Linked DNA regions of Mus musculus: regions 1, 2 and 4 are each linked to region 3. The links are chromatin loops, found by intact Hi-C in ENCODE. Cell type or tissue: left cerebral cortex. All regions are shown on one strand. Region 1 has its middle 29 kb from the start of Mstn. Region 2 has its middle 2.5 kb from the start of 1700019D03Rik. Region 3 holds the start of Nemp2 (nuclear envelope integral membrane protein 2). Region 4 has its middle 4.8 kb from the start of Gm31955.

What was found. A loop is a pair of places that touch in the nucleus more often than their neighbours do. Peaks named below come from ENCODE experiments on the same cell type or tissue, not always from the same donor. Only the 100,000 strongest peaks of a DNase experiment are listed, where the experiment ranks them.
Region 1: it touches region 3 in a loop (2.9-fold over the local background); 11 of 42 quality-filtered maps call a loop at or near these places.
Region 2: it touches region 3 in a loop (2.4-fold over the local background); 21 of 42 quality-filtered maps call a loop at or near these places.
Region 4: it touches region 3 in a loop (5-fold over the local background); 22 of 42 quality-filtered maps call a loop at or near these places.

What each region holds. Positions count from the first base shown.
Region 1 is chr1:53,030,542-53,035,541 of GRCm38, forward strand. No RefSeq gene overlaps it. Among named protein-coding and RNA genes, the nearest start is that of Mstn, 29 kb to the right of the region's middle. In left cerebral cortex, a CTCF peak has its summit at 2,223 (motif pointing left); a DNase peak (open chromatin) is centred at 2,225.
Region 2 is chr1:52,952,860-52,957,859 of GRCm38, forward strand. It overlaps a transcript of 1700019D03Rik not described here. Among named protein-coding and RNA genes, the nearest start is that of 1700019D03Rik, 2.5 kb to the left of the region's middle. In left cerebral cortex, a CTCF peak has its summit at 2,508 (motif pointing left); DNase peaks (open chromatin) are centred at 331 and 2,493; H3K4me3 peaks cover 847 bases; H3K27ac peaks cover 838 bases.
Region 3 is chr1:52,628,420-52,633,419 of GRCm38, forward strand. Nemp2 (nuclear envelope integral membrane protein 2) reads left to right here and starts at 2,286. Exons shown (of 9, transcript NM_001142647.1): 1 at 2,286-2,432. The coding sequence starts at 2,339. In left cerebral cortex, CTCF peaks have their summits at 2,215 (motif pointing left) and 3,378; DNase peaks (open chromatin) are centred at 2,229, 2,704 and 3,356; H3K4me3 peaks cover 1,320 bases; H3K27ac peaks cover 486 bases.
Region 4 is chr1:52,298,333-52,303,332 of GRCm38, forward strand. No RefSeq gene overlaps it. Among named protein-coding and RNA genes, the nearest start is that of Gm31955, 4.8 kb to the right of the region's middle. In left cerebral cortex, CTCF peaks have their summits at 1,432 (motif pointing right), 3,101 and 4,440 (motif pointing left); DNase peaks (open chromatin) are centred at 1,436, 3,112 and 4,425.

The DNA of each region.
Region 1 (5,000 bases), 400 kb after region 3:
CATTTTCCTTCTATGATCCTCTGTAGGGCTGGATTGGTAGATAGATACGGCTTGAATTTGGTTTTGTCTTAGAATATTTTGGTTTCCCCATTTATGTTGATTGAGAGTTTTGTTGGGTACAGTAGCCTGGGCTGGCATTTGTGTCCTCTTAGAGTCTGCATGATCTCTGACCAGGCTTTTCTGGCTTTCATAGTCTCTGTTTGAGAAGTCTGGTGTAATTCTGACAGGTCTACCTTTGTATGTTACTTGGCCCTTTTCCCTGCAGCTTTAATATTCTTTCTTTGTTCTCTGAGTTTAGTGTTTTGATTATTATGTGACAAGATGATTTACTTTTCTGGTCTAATTTATTTGGTATTCTATAGGCTTCTTGTACCTTTATGGCCATCTCTTTTTTTAGGTTGGGGAATTTTTCTTCTATGATTTTGTTGAAGATATTTTCAAGTCCTTTGAGCTGTGAATCTTGCTTCTCCTCTATTCTGATTATTCTTAGATTTGGTCTCTTCATTGTGTCCTTAATGTCCTGGATGCTATGGGCTAGGATTTTTTTTTTTTTATGTTTTGAATTGTTCTTGACAGTTGAGACAATCTCTTCTCCTGTATCTTCGACACTTGAAATTCTCTCTTCTCTCTTGTATTCTGTTAGTGATACTTACATCTGTAATTCCTGACCTCCTCCCTAGGTTTTCCATTTCCAGGTTTGCCTCCATTTGTGTGTGTGTGTGTGTGTGTATGTGTGTGTGTGTGTGTGTGTTTTATTTTTGTTTCTACTTCCATTTTTAGGTCTTGGGTCGCTTTATTCAGTTCCTTCCCCTGTTTACCTTTGTTTTCCTGTATTTCTTTCAGTGAGTTATTGGTATCCTCCTTAAAGGACTCTATTATCTTCATGAGATAGGATTTTATGTCAGCTTCCTGATTTTCAGGTGTGTTGTTGTATTCAGGGCTTGCAATGGTGGAAGAACTGGGTTCTGATAATGTTCACATATATTGGTTTCTGTTGCTTATGATCTTGTGCTTGCCCCTTACCTTCTGGATATCCCTGGTATTTGTTAGTTTGGGTGACTGTCTGGAGTCTGCCTCTTTTGTTCCTGGGTTGCTTCAGGTCTCCTGGTAGACCTGCAGCCTTGGCTGTAGCAGACTACCTGTGGGGCCTTCGAACTGGGGGCTCTTTTCAGGGGCAGAGAAGCTGCTGATCTGTTGCCCTGGCTGCAGTAGATCTCCTGGGAGGCCTTCAGACTGTTGGGTCTTCAGTGGAGCAGTCAAGGTGTTGTCCAACTGCTCTGAGTGCAGCTGATCCTCAATTACTCTGCATGCAGTGGATCCTCAACTGCTCTGAGTTTAGTGGGTTCTCAAGTGCTCTGAGTTTAGTGGGTCCTCAAATGCTCTGAGTGCACTGGGTCCTCTAGGATGACTCAAGATATTGTGTCTTTAGTGAAGCAGATCAGCTAAGAGTCTGCCCCAGCAGAAAGGACGGAGCAGAAGGAGTGGAAGAGACTGAAGGGGAGTGGTATTTGGGATGGCGGGGGTTTTGGTGGGTGATGGGTCCTGAGTCTACTGGGCTCCCAGCAGCAGTTCTGGGACTCTAGGGGGGGGGGGTTCCTTACCACCTGCTCTGAGTGAAGCATGTTCTTTAAGATGGATCAGGATATGGTGACTTCACTGGAGCAGACCAGCCAAGAGTCTGCCCCAGCAGAAAGGGCTGGACATAAGGGGCAGAATGGATGAAAGGGGCAAGGCCATACCTTCTAATAGTGCTACTTCCCATGGGACAAGCATATTCAAGCCACCATAATGACCATTTCTGTTTCTGGTTTCATTTCATATATGTAGACTTTTTTCTATAAGGAGTTATAAGGCATCAACAAGACTGCAGAATTATAGATTTCTCAGGGACAGTAGGTTTTCTGTGTCTCAGAGGGTGTGAACACATTTGAGGGTACATTTTAGAAGAAAAAAATGTCAAGTTAGAATTAGGCTTTGTGTTTTTAAAAGGCATTTCTTAAATGTAGAAGAAATATAGTCATCATAGTTTTCCAAAGTTAAAAAGAGTGAGTAAATAAACACAATCAGAGAGCAAGAGAAGACAACAGCTTTCATGGGTTTTCCCATGTCCATTGAAGAAAATATGGGAACAGGGAGTTATTAGAGTCAGTGAAGCTAAAGAAAGAGCAGATCTGTTCACAGTCCAAACATGGAAGCTCACCAGATTTGTGAGAATAGTGACCCCTGCTGGAACCCATGTTATTTTCAACTCTAGAAGTTAAATGTAGGCTAGTATAAATTATGACTGAGTCTTTTTAAAACCTCACATTTCATTAATTCCTTCAGAATGTCATACTGTGCATTTCCATCATAGTCAGTGCTCCCAGACACACCCTCAGAGAACATTTGAATTTGGAAGTTGGAATTAGGTTCAGACAACATTTACTATTACTCTTTCATAAACAGGCTCTACAACTTGCTTTAGATCACATGCTGGACAATAAAAACTCCTGTTCAATCCTTGTGGGTGTTTAATCCAAGAAGAATTTTTTTTTTATCTACAAAATATCTGTAGCACAAAGACTGTAGAGGCCAAGAAAAATCTCTGGAGTATACAGTGGTTTTAAAACACACGTCTGATCTGGCTGACCACTATTAGCATGACATTTCAATTTCCCAAGCAGTGTTACACCATCCTCAGTTAGGTACTCCTACACCCTACTGGTGATAATGCACTACAAAAAAAAAAAGGCTTAAGAGGAAATGACATGACCGGCCGGCCCCTATCTTGAAGGGCTCCAACCCATTTGCCTCTGGTTCCTGCTCTGTAGCCATTGTTCAGGGGTCACACACCCACAACCCACCAGAGGGATCTCCAGTTTCCTTCAGATAAGCAACATTCTCCTGCTCTACTCCACACACCTGAGTTCCTCACACATGTCGTGGGCAGGGGTTTGTGTGTTTCTCCATTCTGTTGCAGTGCCACAAGGTGAAAGTTTCACAAAACTCCTTCTGCATTGCACTTTTTACATCTTTACAATTGGGATTACAGGACCAATTGTTTTTGCTTTGTTTTATGGCAGTGAGGACTTCCGTACCATTTTCCCTAAGTATGTCAATATGTGCCTAGCTTCTTTTTCTTTTTGTGTGTGTGTCTGTGTGGTGTTCGGAGAAAAATTTTTTAATTGTTAAACTGTTTTTTTAAAAAAGAATGTTGCTTATGTTTTATAGAAAAGGTGATGTTTTTGTCCTTCAGAAAGCAGAAAAGGCTTAGTAAAGGGGTTATGATAGATGTTTGTCGTGTTTAGACTCAAATGGTAACAGAGGTTTCTCTGCTTTCATTATCAAGGTCAGTACGGTCAAGATCAACACCCAAGGCTGCCACTGAGGAAGGCAGCAAGCCTCAGGGTGCATGGCTTTGCCTGACTGCTCATTTGACCGGGCAGACAGATAGATTCTCATAAGAAGAGGTCTACATTAATGCAATGGCAAGGATTTAACTGGCAAAAGTGAAGAACTTAAAGGCACTTTTGGAAACCAAGTAAAGGAGGTCTGAAGATGAGTTTTAAGATAGATATCTAAGAGTAGGCAGAGTCAGCTGATTTTTGTCTCAGATGAACAATACTGCTAGGCATCAACTGAGAAAGAGACTGTCAGTAGTCAAGTAGGCTGTTCCATATGGCCAACCCTTCAGATGCCAGTTAGCTAGTCTCATTAACTACTTACTCTGTGCTTGTACAATTGGTTCATGAAGATATTTGGGTCTTGGGAAAGCATGTTTGTTATATATGACTTTAGAAAGCATATCACCAAGGCTGATGTGGCTGCTACTGCTGGTGAGTACCCATCTTCAGTAACAACAGAGGCCAGTATGACATCACTATGGTGACATCACTCTCAGGCCTTGCTTGGTACTCAGTGACAGAGACTGTATTAGAATTGTATCACCAATGTAAGAAAAATGATGAAAGAACGTGTCTTCTTTCCCTGTAATTTCCTCTTGCCCTGCTACCTATGCAGTGACAGCGCTAAGGATGGTGGGACCTCCTAAATAATGCTTTTGACTAAGGGACATCATTTAAGAAAGATTCAGAGGGCCCATCTCATTACTAGAGAAAGACGAAATGATAATACAGTGGTGGAATGAATTATCTATCATTTACTTATGTTGTCAAATGAGATCATGAAGCTGCCCCACAATTATAGTAGACTTGCTTGTACAACTGTTTCATGAACATATATGAGTCTTGGAAAAGCATGCCATTCACTAATTTATCATGTTTTTTTCAAAGCCAGAATACTAAGCTAAGAACCAAAAGGTAGGAGTTGTTCTTTTATTTTAGTTTTATTTTTTTATTCACAAGCTCATGTTTCAAATTCCATGATGCAGTGCTCTTATATCTAAGTGAAGAATAATTCTTCTAAGAATCACCAGAAAAATTCTAGGATGTCCCTTCACCATGTACTCTTTATGCAACTAAAACCAACAGTCACTAGCTGATTCTGGTTATAAAATAAGAAAAGGGTTGGTACTGGCCTGCAGAAGGAAGAAGGAGGCTATGTCTAGAAGCCAAGGGGTTCCCTTGGCTACTGTCAGCATTCCCATATCGACTGTAAGAGTTATTGGAAGATTGGAGTCAGCCAAGCAGAGTAGAGGTGACTGAGAGTTGAGATACGTCCACAGTGCAGCCCAACTAAAGCATGAGCCAGGGACAGCTGTAGGGAGAATGCCTGTCAGTACTTAGGAGAATGTTGGCAGCATAAGTCAGAGGCAGAAGATGGACTTTGCATCAAGTTGATTAAGAAAATGAGAAATTGTTCTCCCGAAGCCCTTTCAAGGCATTATTTATAGTGTGACCCCAGTAAGAGTTCAAGTTGCAATCATTCCATATGTATAAAAGCCGAATGTCTTTTCAGAAACACTGATTATTTCTTTCACAATATTTTATGCAATATCAAGGACACTCAACAAGAAAGTGCCAAAGGTAGAGCTCAATGTTCAGTGCTTTTTACAGCTTCAA
Region 2 (5,000 bases), 320 kb after region 3:
CCCCCTGCACCCCTCCTAATCCACCCCCCTCCTCCCAGAACTGCTCACGAGTTCGCGGCTCGCTCCCTGAAAGTGGAGCCAAGGGACCCGCGGCTACGGAGCACAACCCTCAGTGTTGGCACCGCCAGGGGCTACCCCTGCCCAACAGCATTGGGTTCCAAGCACAACCAAAGGGATCCGAAGTGCTGGGCCACAGCTCGCACTCCCACCCGGCAACCTATTCACACACGGCTCCACCTCCCCAGCAAGATCCAGACCACCAAGTATGAAAGCTAAGTGAGCTTGTATCTCCCTCTCCTGCCCCACATCCCCAGAGCCACCTGGACTGAGACATCACCTGATCTCTGTCCACGTGGGAGCAGGCGCGGCTCGTCCGGTGCTGCAGCGTGGCGCCAGCCCCGCAGGTGATCTCCTGTCACCTGCCCCGGGGCCCTCCCCTGAAGGCTGCGCTGCTCCAGTGCCAGTTTAGCAGTCAAACCTGTTTTGATCCCAACGCCACGCCTCGCAGCTCTACCCTAAGACACCACCAGACCTAAGTACTTTGCCCCAGTGCACTCGGAAGTGCACCAAGCACTTCTAAATTTAAAAATGCGTCCAGTATTGCACTTTTCTATCCCCGAGTACCCAAATATCGAAACGCTTGTTTCTCAAAACAAAACATCAAGAAAGATCATATTCTTACCCTTTAAGGAAACAAGCGCCTCAAAACATAGCCATTATTCAGTTAGACCTCATTCCATGAGATGCCTGCATCTGTCTGTGTGATTCCCATCGTCAGTAACCGCCCCAAGAGAATGACAAAAGAACCATTATTCCATCCTGTCCTACAATGGATTGTCAATGCAAAATTCATGCCCCAAGGGACCTCAGCAGAACTCTCTCAGTTCCTTGCTTTACAGATGCAGATGCTTAGGCTGAGCCCAGCCTTAGGATTGGGGGGAGGGGGGGGCGGGGATGCAGAGATGAGTGGATTCCTGAGAACCCACAGCCAAAGGGGCAACCTTCAGGTTTCATGAAGGACCCTGACTCAAGTAAATTAGGTCCAGAGCAGTTGAAGATGCTACCCAAGGGCACACACACACACACACACACACACACACACACTTCAGCACTTTCCTCTCTCCCCACTCCTAAAGAAAAGCCTGAAGCCTATAGGCTAACATAAACAGGGCCTTTTGGAGGTCCATTTCAGTAAAAAATTAACTCAGAGAGCAAAGGATCTAAGAAGTCCCTCCAGACCTAGCTCAGCTTTAAGTGAATCCAGCATTTTAGTTTAGTTCTGTGCAAATCAGCTAAGGTAACTTTGACCTGAAAATATTGTGCCTCAAACATATCAATTTTTTCATTTAGTGTGATTAATGGCACCAGACAAACAGAATATGAATATTAAATTGATTTGTTTGATAAGCAACTATTGCAGTGTACAAAGTTGATTATATCTAAATGGAGCATGCATTCACATACATTTCAAGCACACTGTGCTAAATAATTATGATTAAATGCAATGTTATTTGCTTGCTTTTATCTTTCTCAGTTCAGTCAACCGATGTTGCTATTATTTTAAGTGATCTCTAGCCCAATCCTGAGTGACAAGTGTTAGGCCTTGATGGGCTCTGGGAGAGAAGAAATTTGTAGCTATCCATCCTAGTTAGCAGGGCAGAGAAGAAAATGTTAGTCTCTGGCTTCCGTCATAATGGAACTCCAGACACAAGCATATTACTTTCTTTATGTGAGTGTGTGTTGGAGAGTATGTGTGTGTACATGCCTGTGTGTGTGGGTGTGTGCCCGTGACTGCAGGTGGAGGCCAAAAGTCCATGTCAGATGTTTTATTCTATTACTCTCCTCCTATTGTGACAAAGGGTCTTTCACTGAACCTGGGGCTGGTGAATGTGGCTAGACTGACTTGCCAGCAAGCCCCTGGGCTTCTGACTTCCTCTTCCCAGCACTGAGGTACAGGCACACTGTGACACCTGGGGTTTTACATGGGTGCTCAGGATCTCAATTCTAGTGTCCTATTTGCACAGCAAGCACTTTAGCCACTGGACTATCTCCCTAGCCCCAAGTGTAAGCTAATTCTGCTCTATTCGAGGTCACACTGGATCATCTTTATGAGGAGTCATCTACTCTTAACCTTTGGTCTAAGAAAGAAGCTGACACCAGAGGAGAAAGGTCTGGCACCATACTGTGATTGTCAGATCCAGGCCTGACCCTCCTCTCCTCTCCATGGATGGTCAAGAGTTTGTCTTAGAGACTGCACCAGTGTCGGGCTACCCTGATGGATGCACAATGGGCTGAGGATGGGAGACAATCCTCAGGTTCCCCAGCATTGCACACAGCCAGTCTTCTTGGTATACCCCTCTCCCCTCCCTCCTCACATCCAGAAGCCGGATTCCAAGCCAGTGGTGACTTTTCTCTGGAGATTGGAGGTTGGTTTTGATCGATATGAATGGAAAGGAGTTGGATAGAAGGCTACTGCAGAGAATCTGGCGCCCTCTGCCGATGGGGCTTGAGGATATTCAGGCTAAAATGGTCTCTGCAGTCATGGACTTTTCTTACATGTGCCAGGATTTTATTCAGATTTGACAGAGAGCTCCAGATACCTGTCTGTGAGTAGGTGAAAGACACACGTTTTTCAGACCCAGACCTGGGTTTTGAAATGGAAAGATTTACAATACAGGAAATTGTAATACATGTTGATCCTTTAAAAATACTTGTTTTATGTGTATAGATGTTTTGCCTGTATGTATTTCTGTGCATCTAGACATAAGTCTGGTACCTAGAAGAGAGTCAGATCCCCTGAGATTAGAGTTACAGACAGTTGTGAGCTGCCGTAGAACTGGAGTCTCTGCGAGAACAGTCTGTGCTCTTAACTGCTGAGACTTCTCACCAGCCACACATGTTGATTCTTGAACATGTTCTGTAGTCCAAGCAAGCAAGACACCTAAGAATGCTTCTTTGTGAAGAGCTCTTTGAGTATGAAAATAGCATCCAACTTTCTTCCTGCAAACTTACACAGCCTTCCCACTCCTCCCAGCTGACCCTGTGCCTAAGAAGGCTTTGAAGCTCAGTGCCAACCTCAATCATACTGCTGTGAGAAAGTTCTTTTCTAATAGTTCACCAAATCAAAGGCCAAAACAACACCTCACAAGGGCCCAGGTGTGTGTGTGCGTATGTGTGTTTGCACGTGTGTGTGCACTCTCACACACACACCCCTGTGTATTCGTGAAATGTGGATATGAGACAATGGTAAATCTTGAAGTGATCATTGTTGCCACATTTATTATTTATATGTCACACTGTATTACACGTTTTATATTTTTCTTGAGGTTATATGTGCTTTTAAGTGTGATTCAATTTCCATTACCTCACTGCCTACAGTGTTTAAATCAGTTTGTGTGATGTTATCAAAATACTTGAGTCTTTCCTTGGGATTCTGTGTACCATGCAAGGATCGGTGACTCTCTCTGTGGCCATCAGTTAAGAAAACAGTTTAATTTTATTAAAGATTCTCCTCAGAAATCAAATCAACTCTCAAAGATCTGATAAGTTGGTACTTGAAGAATTTCAGGAAATTCAGCATAAGAAACTGCCTACCTAGAAACATTTTATGGCTTAGGATTTATCATTTAGCTGTTAACCTCTGATGGAAAACAAGCTGCTGTAACTAGTCATTGAGCAGCTGTGAGTTGAGACCCACAAAGCCTTCTACAATAAATAGTCCATGCGGCGATGGTTCCTGTTTTAAATAGAAGGCAATGGGAAATACAAGGCAACTACTGATGTACGCTTGGACTTATATTTGAATCCAGGCCTGACTCCAAAGCCAATGCAGTTCACATTGCTTTCCAAAGGCTCACTGGCCTGCTAAATCTGGCCTTGGTTCTAAGTAACAATCTTTCCCATCTAGCTCCTAGTCCTTCAGCCCATGTGGGCAATGTCCCCTGCTGCTGAGTTGGTTTACCAGGACTTGAAAAGAAGATGGGCTGCTATCAGAGCTTTTGAATCCCTAGTGGCAGACCACGCGGTTTGAACAATTCAATAAAGCCTTCTAAGCCTGGTGCAGTGGCACAGTCCTACAAACCCAGGACTTGGGAGGAGGAGGGAGGAGGATTAGGAGTGAGTCCAATCTTGGCTACATATTGAAGCCCTGTCTCAACAAAACAAAGCAGAACAGAACAGAAAGTACTCAGTCGTTTTTTTCTTCTCTTGCGTCTGTATTTCTGAGCAAGGCTCTAGCTCATGGCCTTCTATGTGAATTCCATCAGCAGCACTGATGTGCAGCCTCTTATGAGGTGAGTAGCAAATAGCTATAAGGAAACTCATCAAATGCCTAAGGGAGAAGACACAATCATAAGTGTTTCCGCTGAGAAGTGGACAAGCTCTCATCAGACCAAGAAACAGATGCCTCAGTTGTTGAAAAAGGGATTAAGTGTATAAAGCCTATGCTAAAAGCAGGGAATGGCCAGGAGCATGAACATTTAAGTGGGAAGAAAATGAGTCTAAGTTACAAAGCACGGGGCCCATAAGCACCAGGCTAGGTGATTTGTTATGACTGATAACAGACTCCAAGAAAGATCTTAAATTACAAAACAATGTGATAAAGCGTTCTTGGATGGATGGATTTGCAATTGTTAGGACAGTGCTATGCATGAGTGTGGAGTTAGTGGCACAAACCAGTCACGCTGCAGAAATCCTAACTGAAGCGCATTGGCCTGGCAGAAAGTATATGGGCATGCTATGCTTGCCATCACAAGTTAATTCCCTTCATAACTCACCAGTCTGAGGCTAGTTTTGCCTCAGTCTTCTAAGATTCCTATGCTTAATAGGACTACTTCTTGTTGGGTTTGAGTTCCCATACTTCAAGAAAAAAGAAGCAGGCACACGCACACACAAAAGATGAAGGAATCCTCTATGCCTGTTCCTTGAGTAAACCAAGGTAACCAAGGCAAAAGGAAGTGAAAATTTAATAGAAAGCTGTACATTTTCAGAACTGTAAACAC
Region 3 (5,000 bases):
GACTTGCACCTGACTTCCTCATACACCTGAAAATAAGCCACAACCGTCGTGAGAGCTGCACAGGTGCGCCATGATGCTGGTGGTTTAAACAAGTCCATATTTGGTGGAGACATGCCCCTGCCGCCCTGATTGGCTGAAGCTGCGTGCCTTGGTGAGGTGACATGGCCTGCTGTGAGTGGATGAGGACTGAGAGTATATAAGAGTGAGAGGCCCGGGGTTCGTGGGAGATAGATGAAGAAAAAGTTGAAGCGAGAGAGATGAAGACGGAAGTTTGCTGAATAAACTGCCGTTAGAAGGACTGGTGGTCGTGTCGTTCTTGCTGGTCGAGAGCGGACGCGACAAAAAAGAGCAAGCTTCCTTCTTCCATGTCCTTTATATAGGACAAAGAAAGATCTGGAGTAAAAGTATGTCTTCCCACTTCAAATGATGAAAAGAAAAATTCCTCAAAGGTGTACACAGCCATTTGAGTTTAAATTAATTCCAGATGTAGTCAAGTTGATGACCAAAAATAGCCACCATACCTAAGGATATTAAATATTTATTGACCATTTGTATTTTTACCTTTGAAAACAACCTATTCAATTCATCTACCAATTTAGTAATTAGATGGTTTAATTTTGTTTTGTTTTGTTTTGTTTTTTGATCAGCGCTGCAAACATATGTCTCTGCTTGTTCTCTATCTATTGAAGACAGCTTTAAGAAAGTACATTAGTCATTTGGTGATATGTTTCTTTCAGTTGCTTTCCTTAGCATTATCCCAAATTAACCAAACCAGTTTGAACAGAATTGGAGCAAAAAGTTGCTTTGCAAGAGGCATACCAAGGGGATCCAGGGAAAAAAAATGATAAAGGACAGATTCCAATAATGAAGGTTTATTTTTAAAAATCAGCCCCTAATAATTTCCTTAAAAAAAAAAACTCTGAGCTTTTACAGCCACATACTAGGTATACACATATACGGGGCATTTGGTGAAAGCCTCCTTTAGATAACTCAGAGACATTCTTTCCTATTTAGACCATTAAAAAAAATTGAAGCTGAGTTATTAAAAAAAAAAGATTTCTATTATATCGAGCTTAGTGCTGTTAGTGGAAGACTGGAATTAGAGAAAAGAACACAACTTCTTACTCTAGCTTTGTGTGTGTGGTGGGGCAGGGATGGGGATCAGAGGAAGGTTAAATTAGGTCTCATGTAGCCAGACTAGCCTTGGATCCCCTATGCCACTTAGGCTCACCTTACCCATCATTAACTCTGTTTCTCAAATGGTGGGATTACAGTCCACTACCACCACACTCTTCTGCCCTACTTCAAGTATGAAATAGTAAGTCACACTGAAAGGTTTCCAGAGACCAAAGAAGGCTTGCTCTTAACACAGAATTATCCTGATCATCAATAAACCATAGGGCTCAGAAACTGTGAGTCTCTTTCTAGGACAGACTATTCTCTTGTGGTTGGTGGTGGCTTTCTCTGCTCCCCAGAGTGGTTTACTGTGCAGCATTCCAGTTTCTTGGAGTCTTCTGTCTCAATAGGCTGACTTTAGAGAGCTATCATCTCTGCCAGGTTGGTTATGTTTAGAACACTCACTATATCTTTGAATTTTTAAAAATACAATCTCATTTTTAAAAGAAGGCTTATTTTTTAATTTAAGTGTATGGGTGTTTAGCTTGTGTGTATGTCTGTGTACCATATGTCTGCAGAATTCAGAAGAGGGCAGTTGATTCCATGAAACTGTAGTTACATATGTTTGGGGCTGCTGCCATGTGCACGCTGGGAAACATGGGTTCTCTGGAAGAGCGATAAGTGTTCCTAAGCACTGGACCATCTCTCCAGCCTCCAGATCTCTATTAAAGTAACACTTTATTAATAGTGAACTTATATAACCCTTTTGGGTTTTTTTTTTTTTTTTGAAAGATACTGTGTTCATGAGCTTAGACACAAATTATTTAAGCACCAAATTTCTCAACTTGTTGCTTAAAAAAAAAAAAAGGAAGAGGTGAAAGGAGGGACAAACAAACAAACAAGTCAGGCTTTTGTCTAAGTGGGGCTTGCTGGTCTTATTTCTGAGAGGGTGCATGTGAAGAGCCTGCCTTTCTGAGTGGCCCGCACCAGTGCTCTGAGAACCCTGCGCGGGGCTCCGGCGTGTTTTAAACTGCCCGCCAACTCTGCAAGCTGGCCCAGGAGCAAGAATCGGGAAGGCAGGTGATCGCCCCCTGGAGGCCACTGGGAGAGCCGCTCGGCGGACCGCGGAAGGGCGGGGCCGCAGCCGGCTCCGCCCCTGCAATCCCCTCCCTCCGCTTTCCCGCTCTTGGTCCGCTGCGCCACTTCCGCCGCTCTGGCCGCGATGCTGCCTAGGTTGTGGTGGCTGGTGCTCTGGCTGCAGCCCCTGGCTACACTGCCAGCGAGCGCGGTGCACGACGAGGAGGCAGCGATGTCAGGTAACCCCGGCTCCGGGCGGGGGGGCCTCCTTTCGGCGCCGCAGGGTCACGCGCGGCCGCGGCCAGGCCCCGCCCCTGTCTGCGGGCATCGGATACTTCAGTGTTTTGGTTTGTTCAGGATCACACCGCTGGACAACCGCACAGCTGGCCCTTTGTCTGCAGTTTATGTCTGAAACCTTATTTTATCTGTCTTCAGAAATCTCAGGAAACTCAAGGCTAGAGAAGGATAGAAGCTTCAGAAAGGAACCGAAATTCTGTTTCTGATTGGCTGCTGTGACCTGGGTAGCTGGTCATATGCAAAATACTGCTGATGCTCCAGCATTGAACCAGGTGCACAGGAAGTCTCAGTGAGCTACTCAGACTGTTTGGGGTGCTTAAGATTCTGGCTCAGAAAGCTGTAGCAGCAAAACGCAGTCTCCACGAGTTTAACATTTATTTCTACCATTCACTACATCCTTCAAAAGATTGCTTGTTTGTATTCTTCATTACATGGTCACTTACAGACTCAAGGGAGGCTGTCAAGATACAGACTTTCAATTGGATAATATTCCGACACCGACAAAGTTAGTAGGGTGTCTAAGACTGAAAGAGAGAATGGATGTTCAGTAAGCAGTTATTAGCTTCTGTCACACCTTGTGCCCATACTGGTATCTTGCAGTGAGTTACACCTTAGGGGACGGTCTGTGGTCAGCTTTTCATTGAACAGGAATGTGTTAATTAACTATTTTGTGCTATGCAGGGCTGATTTGCTCTAACTGCATTGTCTTATACTGATTATTCATATATGCCCATTTTACATGCTAGAGAACAAAGAATTGGTAGTAAATATAATAGGTACTTGTGAAAATATAAAACAGTTTGAGGAGGAGGGCTCCTGGGCGTGGCAGCAGAGGGGTAGAAGTAGTTATATAGATTCAGAATCTTGGGCTCTAGTGCAGTTGTTGATTTAACCTGTAGGTGTCGTATTCTCCAGGGCACACAGGTATTATTTCTGCTCCTTTTATTTGCTTCAAGGAACTCAGTTTTTCAAGTTTTGCTGCTGTATGGGTCACCATATAGCCCTAGCAGATCTGGAGATTTTTACATAGACCAGGCTGGCCTTGGCTGTACAACATTCCTGCCTCTACCTCCCAGGTGAAGGGTTTTCAGAGCTGTACTGTTGCGCCTAGCTTAATAGTCCTCAGTTGTGTTAAAGACGCATGTAAATGTTCACCAGGACTTTCTTTCTGAGAAGTGTAAGATACCCAGGAGATGATAAAATTCCAGTTCACAGCTGAAAAGAAAATGGCAACTTCTGTCTTGCCATTCCAGATATTCCTTACGTTCACATAGGAGGGGATCACTGTCCTGCAGTGTTGAGTGACACCTTGGGAACCCTTGGTTGGCTAGGTCTAAGAACTGCTGCTACTGTAAAAGCTATGGTCTTATGAGGGGCCTGTGATGAGACAGCTAGACAATAATCTCTCTCACCCACAGGGAATGTATTTTTTAAAAAAGCACTGCAGTACCGAACCTTACATGCCCCCCCCCACCCAGTGTGTGTGTGTGTGTGTGTGTGTGTGTACATTACATATCACAGCAAGAGATTTATAATTATAAATCAGAGCAAGAGATAGTTATTACAATTCATTACAATAAAATATTGTGGAAAAATTATTTGAACTTACATATTTCTACTTTGAAAGATTTTTTTCATTTAATATTTTCAGACCTTGGTTGAACACAAAAACTTGAAGCCTCAGCAAGTGAAATTGAGTGTAATGGAAGACTGGGGGGGTGGGGGTGGGTTGCCTCTGATGACGTCTAAGACCCTTTCCAACTCTGAGAATCTGCTTTGGGTACTTACACGCTGCCATGGCACGAAGAACATCCATTCCAAGGCCAGCCCTCTGATACCCTATTTGTAGAAAAGGCAGACGCTTGTCATAGAAGAGAAACGGCAAGTCAAGCATGACTCTTAATTTGAAACCAGTAGGTCAGATCCACGAACACTGCTTCCCTTCACATGAGGCTCTGGAATGACGTCCCATGCTTCCACTCCAACAAGAGGTCATTTGAAGTTCCTCTGTGGCAAAAGAAAATGTCTAAAGGTAGAATCCGACCTGTATGTGTGTTAGTTAGGATGTGCTAATTTCAGTTCCATTCTCATGACACTGGAGAAAGAAAAATTAAGTTTTATATTCAGGTTAAAAACAACAAACTGGTACTGGTACAAGAGACATGTTACTTATGTAGTTTACATCTTTGAAAAATGTGAATTAAACTAAATACCAAGAAAGATAGCAACTGCATCTGGACCCATTCATTATCCTTGAACTCCCACAAGGAAGAAGGAACCAGTTTAATGAAGCCAGTGGCAGCGTTTACTGTATTCTGGTTCTGGTCACATTAGAGGATCAATTTTCTGGTTGCAAATTGTGGAAGGCTAGGTTCCCAGAGGGGAATGGTGATGAAGGTTTTCTTGTTTGTTTTGTTTTTGTTTTTGTTTTTTGTTTGTTTGTTTGTTTATGGGAAGTAGTTGCTCAGGCTTGAGAAGTGCTTGTGGTTTTCATTTTTAGAAGACTTGAT
Region 4 (5,000 bases), 330 kb before region 3:
ACCTGTTCATCTCCTTCCTCTCCCCACCACCTTCCAGTGTGGATAAACTCCGTTTCAGTTTCTCTCTCCAACAAGGTTCTGTCTACAAACCACATCTGCTCTGAACTTTACTTCCCATGGTGACTCAAGCAAAAGCGAGTAATGAAGACTTAAGAATGCAATGCCCTGTGAAATAGGTATGGCATGCAGGAAAGAGGAAGCGATACATAAGACTGGGTGTAAAAAAATATAAAGATAACAAGTGTTTCCTTTTCAGTTAGCCAGAGTTATCTACTAGAGCTCTATTTTAAGACTTACACATAGGCTAGGAAGATAGTTTAAATGGCAAACTGCCTGTTATGCAAGCCTGGGATCATGAGTTCGATCCCTACTACCCATGGAAGAAGCCGAGTTGGTGGCATGTGCCTATAGTACCAGGGCTGGGGAGGCAGAGCCAGGCAAATTCCTGAGTTCACTGGCTAGCCAAACTAACCTACTTGGAGAGTCCCAGGGCAGTGAGACACCCTGTCTCAAACAAAACAGACAAAAAAAGCACAGTTCCTGCGAAACAACAGCAGAGGCTGACCTCTGACCTCCACAAAGGTGCACATGCAGCCATGAGCAGGCATGTAGACATACATGAGTTCTCTCTGCCTGTCTCTGTCTGCCTGTCTCTCTGCTCTCTCTGTCTCTCTGTCTCTGTCTCTCTCTAGAGTTCTTAGAAGTATCACTAAATTTGGCCTCTATTCTCAGGGGGCTTTCAGTCTAGTCAAGAGACCTAGTGCAAATAAAAAATTGAAGTAGGATGCTCTCTGATAGGGTTCTGCCATAGGTTAACTACTGGGGGAGTCTGGACATAAAGCAGATCCAAGAGCCTTGAACAGACCTTAACCTGGTCAAATAATCTCTGGATGCTGTGGTAGGATTTAGTAAAACAACAGAGATGTAAGAACAAAGTGCTCTGGATGCATGAGAGAGCCAGTTAGCTGTGCTGGAGTATATGGTGTATGTATGCAGCACACTGATGAGGTAACCTCCCAGAGGAGATCAGGCAACATGTGAAAGAAAGGCATCCCGTCAGGCAAAGAAGGGGATGAGTGAGGATAGGAAAGACAGAAATCAGCGTGTAAGAAGTTATTACACTAAAATTCAAAATTCTGTCCTTAGAATGTTCTTTCTTGAATAACTCAGATGTGCCATCGTCCTATAATGATTTAGTGATGTTAGTGATAGCCTCCTGTGCTGTTACATCATACTGTAAATGAGCAGAACCTGTCATAACGTTGTCTTTGGCATTCAACACAGTTTATACTTGGCCTTCTTGGTTTTAGTGGATTTTTAGTCGGTGACTCGATGTGCACCATTTATTTAGTAATATTTTATGAATTAAAAATTGGAAGGAGGGATGGCAGATTATCCACACAAGCTCCGATGAAAATCACTTCTGTCTTCCACTAGATGGCATTGGAAGAACATGGCACATCCCCTAGTTCTCACTGAGGCTGAGTAAGATGTTTGCGTTGTGGAGACTACACAACTGTTGTTGTCTACACATCTCTGCATAACACTCGCTCCTTAACAGAGGTTTAGTTTTGAAGTAGCCGGTAAATGCCTGCACTTACAATTCATAGCAAGAGAAAGTGATGAACAATTCTTAAAACAGTTAAAGCAGATTCAATCAACCCCTTTTCACACAGTAATTATTCTAGGAGTCTTCTTGAGTTCCCAGGATGCTCATCAGTGCTGGCCTCATGATAGGTCTCTCACAGACTGACGACTTGAGAAGGAACACGAGTCAATAATGCTGTGCTGTTGGTCCTGGAAGAGAAGGTGAGGTTATCCATCCCTATAGACTTCATTGAGCCAGAGGAGAATCCACAACGTATTAATTAAAGCAAGGAAGATCGGTTGTCTGACCTGTGCTAACCAGTCCACACTACTGTATGAATATGTAGTGTTGTTCAAAGGAAGAAAGAGAGAGAGAGAGAGAGAGAGAGAGAGAGAGAGAAAGGGAGAAAGAAAACAGAAGAACCTCTCTTCATCATATTATTCCCTAACACTTGACCATTAACAGGACCCATCTCTTATTAATCACTCAATGCATTGAGTTTAATTGTTTTCTGCTTTGTCTGTGCCTCATCCAAGCCATATAACAGCTCTATTTTTAAGAATGTTGATGGAGTGTGACTTTGATAACCCACCATACAAGACTGACAGGGAACCTAAAAGCATCCAAAAGCATGGTTCATCTCTCCTGTACACATCTGGACTGGAACATCTGGCCCCAAATTCCTACTGTGGAGTTACCAGGCTTCAGCAGATGGACTCGTAGTGATTGGAATGATGGCTTGGTCATGAATATGGCAAGTAAATGTCTCCTAAGTAAACTCCCACCTGTATTAGCTACTGTGAAGGTGTTGCTAGGTCCATTTTACTGGTGTTTATTGACAATTTGTGTGTGTATGTGGTGTGTGTGTGTGTGTGTGCATGCGTGCTCATGCAGTTCTCCTTGTTGGGTCTGGCTGGCTTCAACAGTCAAACCTTACTAATACTGAGGCAGCAAGTGAGGAACATGGAATAGTTGAACTTCCAATGATGGTCTTCTACTGGATAAAGAGCATCTTAAGTCATTGCAGTCTGCAGCAACTATCATGATTTGAGAGGACAGAAAACTATTCTTTCCTTAGCATTTCCCTCAAAACATGTTCTGCTTAAGAGCCGGTGAGATGGCCCAGTGGATGAAGGTGCTTGCTTTAGGGCAAACCCATTGACCTAAGTCTGAAGACTGAAACCTGCGTGAAAGGCAGGAGGAAGAAACCAGCTCCACAAACTTCCATGTCTTCTGACCTTTATACGTGTGCCATGGTGGGCATTTGCACACAGAGAAACACCAACACCACCAACAATAAAATACAAATTTAAAAACATTTTCTACCCGAAGGTTGAGCACTTGTTCAAAAACTCCTAACGAGGAAGACAACAACACTAGAAAAACCTTGAACTCTTTAAAGTTTACGAGCAGGGTCAGGGTGCTTTTAAAAAGCAGTTAAGAATTTTTCATAAAACTATACTAAATGATAGCTGCTGGAATTTTTCTACTTGTAATACCAGGAACATCCAGCAGGCTGTGCCCCTTCCAGCAGGCTGTGCCCCTGAACCAGGGTATTTTAATGGACACTCTAAGTTGTAAAACTTTTCAAGCCACTAAAATTTTCAAATCTTTCATTTGTTGCTTTTTCATGGTTTAAACAGTAAATTTCCAAACATGCACAACAGAAAGCCAAAAGCAATACTTTTATAAGTGTGTCATGTTTCTATGAATAACTTATAATTTTAATAATGCAGACAAGATTAAATATTTTTTCTTTATATTCTAACTATAGATTTTAATGAGATTTTATAGAAATAAAAATGATAAGAAATGATGACAATATTTTTAAAATAATCTTTTTAATACATTACTTTTAAGTCCTTAACATTTACCTTTTCTTTCTTTTAAAAAACATTTTATTTTATGTGTATAGGTGTTTTACCTGCACATATGACTGCACATGTTTGTGCAGTGCCTGAAGTGGGCAGAAGAGTGTTAATTCACCAGAACTGGGGTTACAAGGTGTTGTGAGGAGCCTTGTGGTCCCCAGAATGAAACCTGGTTCCTCTGGAAGAGCAGTCAGTGTTCTTAACCCCCGAGCCATCTTTCCAGCCCCTGATTTTTGGCTTTTACTCTTTACTTCTTGGCTTTTTGAGGAATAGTCTCATTCTGTATCTCTGGCTGCCTTGAACTTGTTGTGTCGCCCAGGCTGGGCGCAAAAGTATGGTCATTTTCCTATGCCTGCCTCCCAAGAGCTGGGATTTCAGGCCTGGGCCACAATACCCAGTTCTTTATTGACTTTCAGATTAAAATATTATTCCATTAAAACTGTGGAAGTTATTGAGCACTACACAGGGAAGGACAGATGGAGAAATATGATCTGGTTTTAAAATATGACCCAGGTACAGTTATATTAAAATAAGTGAAGTTTGGTCCTCAGCCAGCATCAGCCACATCACCAGGAATCTTGCGAGGTAAATTCTGAGGCTCCTTCTAGACTAAACCAACCAAAGTAGAAACTCTGGAGAACTGAGTATGGCAGCCACTTTGTAACAAATTCTCAAGATGATTTGGGTGCACCTTAGAGTCTGAGACCACCGAGAACACTTATTAACACAAATGTTCTATTCAGTGCTGAACATTCTCTCTCTCTCTCTCTCTCTCTCTCTCTCTCTCTCTCTCTCTCTCTCTCTCTCTCTCTCTCTCCCTCCCTCCCTCCCTCCCTCCCTCCCTCCCTCCTTCCCTCCTTCCCTCCTTTCTCTCTTCCTCCCTCTCTTTTCTCCTCCCACTTCTCTCTCACTCCCCATGGAGTCCACTTAGTATCCTCAGTGTTTGAATAGACGGAGCGCCATCTACTGGACCATGGCAACCTCGCAGGGACAGCGTCCCTAAGAAAATCAACTACCTCTCCCAGCTGCCATCAACTGCCAACAACTCCACAGCTACAACAAAAACAAAACAATCCCAAATGAATGTGGGGACGGAATTTGTAGGGAGAAGGAAGATGACAGGGGTACTAGAGAGATTAGATCAGAACGCACTTTAAAGGGCTTTTTGTTTGTTTGCTTGTTTTGTTTCGTTTTGTTTTGAGGTTTTGTCTGGCTTGATCTAGGTTCATGGTGTCATACCCGCTGTCAGTTCATATATGTAACTGCCCTGTTGTGTTCTGAAAACACAATTTCACTATAGTTATTACTGCTTCTGGCTCTTAGAATCTTTTGCCCCGTCTTCCTTAATGCCTTGGGAGAAGGGAATGCCATCACTTATTCTTAACAATTTGAACAACTACACATATCCATTCATTGCAGAAAAGTGGGAGAATCTCAGAAGAGAGGGTAGAAAGAACGTCAGAGCCAGAAGATAGAGTGTGAGACGCTGACCTCTGGAAATGGACAGCCAACGACGTCATGCCTTTCCAGCTGCTGAGGCT